Regions from separate parts of the Homo sapiens genome. Here region 2 is linked to region 1. Evidence: read pairs that join two places in POLR2A ChIA-PET (ENCODE). Cell type or tissue: GM12878. All regions are shown on one strand. Links, peaks and the distances in the headings refer to the core of each region. The heading gives the core; the rest is flanking DNA. Region 1 overlaps TMEM51 (transmembrane protein 51). Region 2 has its middle 8.6 kb from the start of FHAD1.

The links. ChIA-PET counts read pairs that join two places held together with the same protein. Peaks named below come from ENCODE experiments on the same cell type or tissue, not always from the same donor. Only the 100,000 strongest peaks of a DNase experiment are listed, where the experiment ranks them.
Region 2: POLR2A ChIA-PET joins it to region 1 with 5 read pairs; 5 of 35 experiments call an interaction of 5 or more read pairs at or near these places.

The regions. Positions count from the first base shown.
Region 1 is chr1:15,166,761-15,171,151 of GRCh38, forward strand. All of the region lies in intron 1 of TMEM51 (transmembrane protein 51), which reads left to right. The region is part of intron 2 of TMEM51-AS2 (TMEM51 antisense RNA 2); the gene reads right to left. Among named protein-coding and RNA genes, the nearest start is that of TMEM51-AS2, 2.7 kb to the right of the region's middle. RefSeq lists an enhancer at 807-976 and a silencer at 1,868-1,937. In GM12878, for the core only: no CTCF peak of the experiment used is centred there; a DNase peak (open chromatin) is centred at 1,941; H3K27ac peaks cover 1,196 bases.
Region 2 is chr1:15,236,406-15,240,796 of GRCh38, forward strand. It overlaps a transcript of FHAD1 not described here. Among named protein-coding and RNA genes, the nearest start is that of FHAD1, 8.6 kb to the right of the region's middle. In GM12878, for the core only: no CTCF peak of the experiment used is centred there; no DNase peak of the experiment used is centred there.

The DNA of each region.
Region 1 (4,391 bases), core at 161-4,160:
TATATATATGTATGTAATTTTCCATTTGAACACAGTTCGATGAGTTTTGACTCACAAGCAATCATGTAACCACCACCACAATCAAGATGTAGCAAAGTTCCATCACCCCCCAAAATACTCTCCTGCTGCCTCTTTGTAGTCTTTCCTGTCTCCACCCCCCAGCAGCCACTGATCTTTTTTCTGTCCTTATAGTTTTGCCCTTTCCAGGATATCACGTAAATAGAATCATACAGTATGGTGCCTTTGGAGTCTGGCTGCTTCTACTCAGTAGAATACATTTGAAATGGCTGGGTGCGGTGGCTCACGCCTGTAATCCCAGCACTTTGGGAGGCCGAGGCGGGCAGATCACGAGGTCAGGAGATCGAGACCATCCTGGCTAACATGGTTAAACCCCGTCTCTCCTAAAAAAACAAAAAATTAGCCAGGCGTGGTGGCGGGCGCCTGTAGTCCCAGCTACTCGGGAAGCTGAGGCAGGAGAATGGCATGAACCTGGGAAGCGCAGCTTGCAGTGAGCCGAGATGACGCCACTGCACTCCAGCCTGGGCGACAGAGCGAGACTCCATCTCAAAAAAAAAAAAAAAAAAAAAAAAAAAAAAGAATACATTTGAGATTTCCCCATACTGCATTTATTCCATGGTATGAATGTGCAGGACGACAGTTTACTTATCCCTTCACCTGTTAAAAGGATATTTGGATTGTGTCTACTTTTTGGTGATTACGATTAAAGCTGCTATAAACATTCAGAGGTTTTAGTATCAACATATGATTTCATTTCTCTTGGGGAAATACCTAGGAGTGGAATTATTGGGTTTGTATGTGAGTGTATGTTTATCTTTATATGAAATGACTAAACTTAGGAGGTTAGGGCCAGTTCCTCCAGCCAGCACCAGGGCTATGCAGGGACCTAATGAAACATTGATAATATCCTCCCCTCCCATTTGGAACTTCAGTGACCTATGTTGAAGACCCGGTGAAACCATCTGTCTTTTCTGGAGTGATGCTTTCACTTTGCCAGCTGATGTGGGTTTCACCCTGCTGGTAGGAGGTTGACCACCTCCCCATTGATGACTCTCCCTTTCCCATATCACAGGCATGGAAATGACAATGAGTAGTGATCGTTCTTAACTTAAATAACTTTTTCATTAACTCTTTTTCTTTAATTAGGAAACTAATATATGCACATGGTATAAAAAAATCAAATGGTGTAAAAGGATGTCCAATGAAAAAATATACATCTCCCTCTCATTCCAGGCTCCCAGTCCCTTATACGAGCGTAGCCACCATCTGCTATTTCTTGTATATACTTCTAGAAATTGTCTCTGCATATAATGATGCTTTTAGATGCTGCTTTTAGATGTTTGCCTGGTCATCAAAGCAATAAAGTATTATAGTGGTCAGGATCATTATGAAATTGTTGGGTAATTTCAAACTTGTAATAACTCCTATGAGGGTCCTCAATCACCTTTAAGGACCCACTAACCACCTGAAATGGTCTGTCAAGCATTCTCTGTCAAGTATTCTATCTCTGCATTTTTCTGTGGCAGGTCAGTAGCTTTCATCAGATTCTCAAAGGGGTCTGTGCACCAAAAGAAAGAAGGGGAATGGGGAAGAAAAGAAGGAAGGAAGGACTGTAGAGGCAATCTTTTACAGACAAATGGTAGATAAATGTATAATGAGCTTGGATACATCTGCAATTAGCTGTAACTCAGAATGTATAAGTTCCAATTTTATGTATTATTGCCCCTTGGTTTTATGATTGGAAGCTGGTAGAACCACTGATTTAACAGCATAGGCTGTTTTGTCTTGGGCTAAGAGGAACTGTGCCTGGCTGAGCCAAGAGAGACGAAGGCCATAGAGTTCTTCAACCTTGCCTGTGTGTTTGTACTGACTCACTGCATCTGAGGAAGTCTGTTGGTAGCTTAGAACACGCGTACTGTCTCTCCCAGGGTGAGCCAGTGACTGGGAACGTCTCACAGAAAGGAGCAGACAAACTTGCTTCCCACAAGAGGGCTTCAGGCTGAAAAATATTCAAGAAGAGTTTAGGGGAATTCCTGGGAGTCAGAGCCATATCCGGCTCATGATAAAAGTTACAGATATTTGGGGACTACCCTTATTAGAGTCAATATCTGGAGTTGGAGTGGGGAGCAACTAAGCTTTCCCATCACTCTTAAGTCATTTGATGCTCAAAACAGTTCTATGTTAGGGAAACCGAGGCAGGAGTATGCTAGCTACATACAGTGCAAACTACCCCACATCTGAAGGACTTAAGGCACTCCAGTTACATTTTCATATATTGGGTGGGAAGGTGGGGTCTTGGCTCCACACAGTCATTCAGAGACCCAGGCTTCTATCTTTAGCACTTCTTCTCCAAGAGTTTAGTGAGCTAATAACAGGGCCCACAGCTAGAAAGTGAGGGAGTCGGGATTTGAACCCAGCCAGTCTCATTCTGAACTATGATGCTATGGTGAGAAACAATAGTACTGGCATCTAACTAGATCTACCTGGCATGTAACTTCAGAACTGGGAAGTGGGAGATAACTTGGGATTCTGAGGAACATTTGTTCCTTGTTGCCAAGGAATCAAGCTCTTCTTTTTAAGGAGTGAGATGGGTAAATCTGAGAGACTTTTTTTTTTTACTTTGTCTTCAGTTGAGAATTTTCAGATTCAACACATAAAAATGAGAGCCTTTTCCCTCCAAAAGTTTGCCCCTGAAATAAATGTGCGTGAGACTATGTTGCCTGGTGCTTGGGTCTTTTCATTAGCAAATATCAACCCCCAAAAGCTGATCGCCCTTCCACCATGTTACTGCTCATTGCAGGGAGGAAGTTTGAGACATTTCAGCAACCTGATTAAAAGATTTTTTCCCAGTTGAAATGTCTTCTTGTAGAAACAACCCAAATGTCCCATAAAAGCCTATGGTTTCTACAAGGTTATACAAGGGGAACACCACATGGCCATTCAACATGGCAATGACACAGAAGGCTCTGAAAGACATAGAAAGATGAGTCTAGTGTGCCAATGTAAAAAGGCAGATTACGAAGCTGTCCATTTTTTATTTCAAAATTCCCTAATACGCAAAGAATAAAAATTTGACTATTTACTATAATGTTTCTAATGTTTATTCCTAACAGATTACAAGTAATTTTTATTCCCTTTCTCCCTGTCTTCTCTTTTCTAACCTGTACTTTCTGAGTTTCCCACAGAGAAACATGTATGACTTTGTATTAAAGTAACAGCTTTAAGTTCAAATGGTCCTAATGATCTGGGTGACCTTGAGCCATGGCTCACTTTCTCGAAATGGGGAGAATAGTTTTAGGATGTTGTGAAGATTCAACTATAAATGTACTTAAAACAGTACATGCTCAATACATTTTTAGGTGTTACTGTCATAATTATTTTTGAAAATCTTTCCATTCTAGTAAGTCCATTCCAAATCCAAGCCAAACACACCTGAGAGTCGTGGGGCTTTATCTCAGAATGCCTGGGAGTACAGACCCATGAGCAAGCCAACTTCCTCCTTTCCCTCCTCTCCCCCGGCCCTCTGCTGCAGGGCAAGGTAAAGCTAGGTGCCTGGGATACTGCTGGGTTTTTTTTTATCTTTTTTTTTTTTTGAGATGGAGTCACTGCAACCTCCGCCTTCCAGTTTCAAGCGATTCTCCTGCCTCAGCCTCCTGAGTAGCTGGGATTACAGGTGCGCACCACCACGCCCGGCTAATTTTTGTATTTTTTGGTAGAAACGGGGTTTTGCCATGTTGCCCAGACTGGTATCAAACTCCCAGGCTCAAGTGATCTGCCCACCTCAGGCTCCCAAAGTGCTGGGATTATAGGCGTGAGTCACCACCACACCTGGCCTATTTTAACCATTTTTAAGTGTACAATTCTGGGACATTAAGCACATTTACAGTGCTGTGTGACCATCGCCACTGTCTTTTTTCCAGAACTACTACATCATCCCAAACAGAAATGGAGGCAGGTTTTCTTTTTTTGAGACGGAGTCTCCCTCTGTCGCCCAGGCTGGAGTGCAGTGTTGCGATCTCAGCTCACTGCAAGCTCCGCCTCCCGGGTTCATGCCATTCTCCTGCCTCAGCCTCCCAAGCAGCTGGGACTACAGGCGCCCTCCACCACGCCTGGCTAATTTTTTGTATTTTTAGTAGAGACGGGGTTTAACCGTGTTAATCAGGATGGTCTCGATCTCCTGACCTCATGATCCGCCCGCCTCGGCCTCCCTAGAGGCAGGTTTTCTAAATGCTTGCATGAGTGGTTCTCCATCTTCAGCTTGTGTTAGAATCCTCTGGGGTGGGGGGCTTGTTAAAACATAGATTGCTGGGTCCTCCCTCCTCCTCCACCCCCCGCCACATCCCCCACCCCCAGTTGCTGATTCAGTAGGTCTG
Region 2 (4,391 bases), core at 215-4,214, 70 kb after region 1:
GTTGAGTTGACTCCATCTCCGGCTGCAGGGATGGGCATGTGACTCAAGCTTGGCCAATCAGAGCACAGCAGTCCCCCGGACCACACTAATTGGCTTAGAAACGGGCCTGTGAGTCAATCAGAGAAAATGAGAAGCCATGAGGCCTTTGGGAGAATCTTAGGAAAAAATTCTCTCTCATCCCCTTGGGATTCAAAGCTGAGAAGATGTAAGGACTGGAGCTGCAGCAGTCTTTCTGGGACCATTATACAGAGATTCTGTCTGAGGTTGGATCCACGTGGTCAAAAGTATTGCTGAGGAGCCAGAGAGAGACTGAGGTCTGATGACATCACTTGAGCCCTGCAGACTTTTCATTTACGGTAACCAGTTAATTTGCTTTCATGCTGAAGCTAGTTTGAACTGGGCTCTGATATGGTTTGGCTGTGTCTGCAACCAAATCTCATCTTGAATTGTAGTTCCCATAATCCACACATGTCGTGGAAGGGACCCAGTGGGAGGTAATTGAGTCATGAGGGCGGTTACCCTCGTGCTGTTCTCTTGACAGTGAGTGAGTTCTTGGAGACGTGATGGTTTTATAAGGGGCTTTCCCCTTTTGCTTGGCACTGCTCCTTGCTGCCGCCATGTTAAGAGGGACGCGTTTGCTTCCCCTTCCACCATGATCGTAAGTTTCCTGAGGCCTCCCTTGCCCTGCAGAACTGTGAGTCAATTAAACCTCTTTCCTTCATAAATTACCCAGTCTCAGGCAGCTCTTTATAGCAGCATAAGCATGGACTAATACAGGCTCTTTATCACTCCACAGAAAGAGGCTGTATCCTCCATCAACTAGTTGAAAGTATTTTAACACACTGTGAAAGCCAAAGAAACATGGAGGCTGACTGTGGCCTTCAGTTTGCAGTCTCAGCACCTGGCCCTGCCTCCCTCTGTCCCACGGTTGCGTAGCCTCCCTCATTCCCCATCTTCCAGCTCTTGTTCCCACTGCTCCTTCCTCCTGCAATGCCTTTCTCTTCCTTCTCTCCCTCCTGAAATCCTACCCATCCTTCAAGACCCAGGTCAAGTGATTCCTTTTTCTCAAAGCCCTTCCTGACCCCACAAGCTCCACCCCACGTGGAAGCACGTCCCTCCCTCTCCAACCCCAGCCCCTCAGCCCCTGGTGAGCACTCGGCCCTTCTACTGAGAATCCTAGTGACCCAGGAACATTACTGTCCCCCTTGTTTCTTGACAACGATTCAAATTCAGAGCCAGATTAGAAGGGACAATCTTTGAGACTTAAGTTTCAAAAAACAATCAGTTCTTAGGAGAGGTCAGAAAACACGGTGAAAGGTGAGGATTTGGGTAAAGTATCAGAAAGAAAAGAACAGTTGTTCTCGAGAAAAGAGAGAGTCTGTGTTGAGTGCTGTAAGGAAGGCAGAAAAACTGGACATGTTTAGACCAAATAAAATGATTCAGAGGAAACCTGAGAAGAAATGTCCAGCGTGAGGGGATTGATCAGCTCAGAAAGGAAGATCAGCAGCGAGCGATGGGGATGACCTGAAACAAAAGCAAAATGCCTAAGATAGGAGCACTGTTGGCCAGGCGCGGTGGCTCATGCCTGTAATCCCAGCACTTTGGGAGGCTGACATGGGCAGATCACGACGTCAGGAGTCCGAGACCAGCCTGACCCCTGGTAAAACCCTGTCTCTACTAAAAATATAAAAATTAGACAGGCATGGTGGCGCACACCTGTAACCCCAGCTACTCAGGAGGCTGAGGCAGGAGAATTGCTTGAACCCGGGAGGCAGAAGTTATAGTGAGCCGAGACTGCACCACTGCACTCCAGCCTGGGCAATAGAGTGAGACTCCATCTCAAGGAAAAAAAAAAAAAAAAAAAGGAGCACTGTTGAAATGAGAAGAGAATGCAGATGGCAGTGAGATGCTACAAAACCTCCAGAAACCCAGAGAGGTGACAAGGGCTGAGGTCATCTCAAACTAGACCAACAGGGAGGCCTGCTGTTGATTGGAAGCAGCTTTCTCAAAAGGTAGGAATCATGTTGGCTTGCTGTTGATGGAAACTCAGGGCCACCAAGGCCTTCTGGAATTTGCTATTCAATAAACAGACACAAGGGAGGGCACAGGAGGCCAAGCAGTGGCTAGATGTGCCAAAAGAGCCACCATAAGTCAAAGGACAAAGTGAGCAGGGGTGTCAGCTTATAAGCCACCCCAGGCAGAGACTGTCTCTCTTCTCACTTCCTAAACCCTGCCAAGCACCACAGAGCCTTGTACACAGCCCCTGTGCCTCCTTCCCCAGGCCCAACTGTTTCTTTATAGGATAAATCAACTACCCCAGACCACGTCCAATCAAAGAGGCTCTTAACCTTTGCTGGGGAGAAGTCTGGTTAAGGCTCTGGGCCCTCTTTCCAGAAAAATACACATAGGCCCAGACACATCAAAGCTTCCTCCCAATTTCAGTGGTTCACACCTTCCCTGAGGCCACCAGTAGGTCTTCTTGGACAATAGTCCTAAACTCCTTCATTCATTTACTTTAAGAGACGGGGGTCTCACTAAGTCACCCAGGCAGGAGTGCAGTGGCATGATCATAGCTCACTGCAGCCTTGAACTCCTGGGCTGATGCAATCCTCCTGCCTCAGCCTCCAGAGTAGCTGAGACTACAAGTGTGTGCCACCATATCCAGCTAACTTTTTTATTTTTTGTAAAAGCAAGGTCTGTCTATGTTGCCTATGCTGGTTCAAACTCCTGGGCTGACATGATCCTCTCACCTCAGCCTCCCAAAGTGCTGGGATTACAGGCATGAGCTACCATGCTCAGCCCCTAAACTCATTCATTTATTTAAATCCTTATTGAATGTTGGCTGCATGTCAGGTACTGCTCTGAGCACCAGGGATGCTTGGGTGAACAAGAAAAGGATGGCCGGGTGCACTGGGCCATGCCTGTAATCCCAGCACTTTGAGAGGCCGAGGTGGGCGGATCACTTGAGGTCAGGAGTTTGAGACCAGCCTGGCCAACATGGTGAAACCCCGTCTCTACTAAAAATACAACAAATTAGCCAGATGTGGTGGTGCATGCCTGTGGTTCCAGCTACTTGGGAGGCTGAGGCAGGGGAATCGCTTGAACCTGGGAGGCGGAGGTCACAGTGAGCCGAGACTGTGCCACTGCACTTCAGCCTGAGTGACAGAGCGAGACTCTGTCTCAAAAGAAAAACAAAAAGAACAACAAAGAACCTTCACCACATGGAGTGTAGCTTCCAGGTTATATCCCAGCCATCCAACAATCAGAAAGTCTGGAGGTACAGCCCAGGAACAGTGATTCTGACATGGGGCCAGGTTTAGGACCTCCTGTTCCAAGGAACTCCTGGTCAAACTCCTTCTGTAAGTAGAGAGGGGAGAGTAATATTTGAAGGCATGTGCTGCGACTCAAGTATTCATGCACTGCTGGGGGGTGTAGATTGGTACCAGCGCTTTGGAAAAATGTTTGTCAGAATCTTTTAAAGCTGAACATCTGCTGAATCTGCAACTCAGCACCTCTATTCCTAGGTCTATATCTAATAGACATGTGCACATATGCATACCAACGGACATACACAGTGGCGCCCAATTACCTCTGGTGTTCACACCTCTGTGGTATCCTCTCCCTTGAGTCGGGGCAGGACCTGTAACTTATTTTAAGCTGTAGAATACAGCAAAGGTGATGGGATGTAATTTCTGTGATTATGTTACATAAGATTATAACTTCCATCTCTCTATTGAGAGTCTACTGGGGGTCCAGAGTCGCAGACTCTGTCTACTGACTCTTACTGACTTTGATGAGGCAAGCCAACTTCCAGAAAGGCCCACATGGCAAGAAACTGAGGGTGAGCTCAGCTAATACCCAGCAAGGAGCTGAGGCTCTCTTTCTGATACCCTCAAAAAAACGAATCTTACCAATAACAATGTGAGCTTGAAACTGGATCCAGCCAGGTGTAGTGGCTCATGCCTGTAATCTCAGCACTTTGGTAGTCCAAGGTGGGAGGATCGCTTGAGCCCGGGAGTTCAAGACAAGCCTGGGCAACATAGTGAGATCTCATCTCTATTAAAAATAAAAATTAAAAAAATAGGCTTAGTGGTACATGGCTGTGGTCCCAGCTACTCAGGAGGCTGAGGTGGGAGGGACACTTGAGCCTGGGAAATCAAGGCTGCAGTGAGTTACGATCACATCACTGCACTCCCAGCCTGGACAACAGGAGAGACCCTGTCTCAAAAAAAAAAAAAAAAAGAAAGAAAAAGAAAAAAGAAAGCAGATCGGGCCGGGCGTGGTGGCTCATGCCTGTAATCCCAGCACTTTGGGAGGCCGAGGAGGGTGGATCACAAGGTCAGGAGTTTGAGATCAGCCTGGCCAATATGGTGAAACCCCTTCTCCACTAA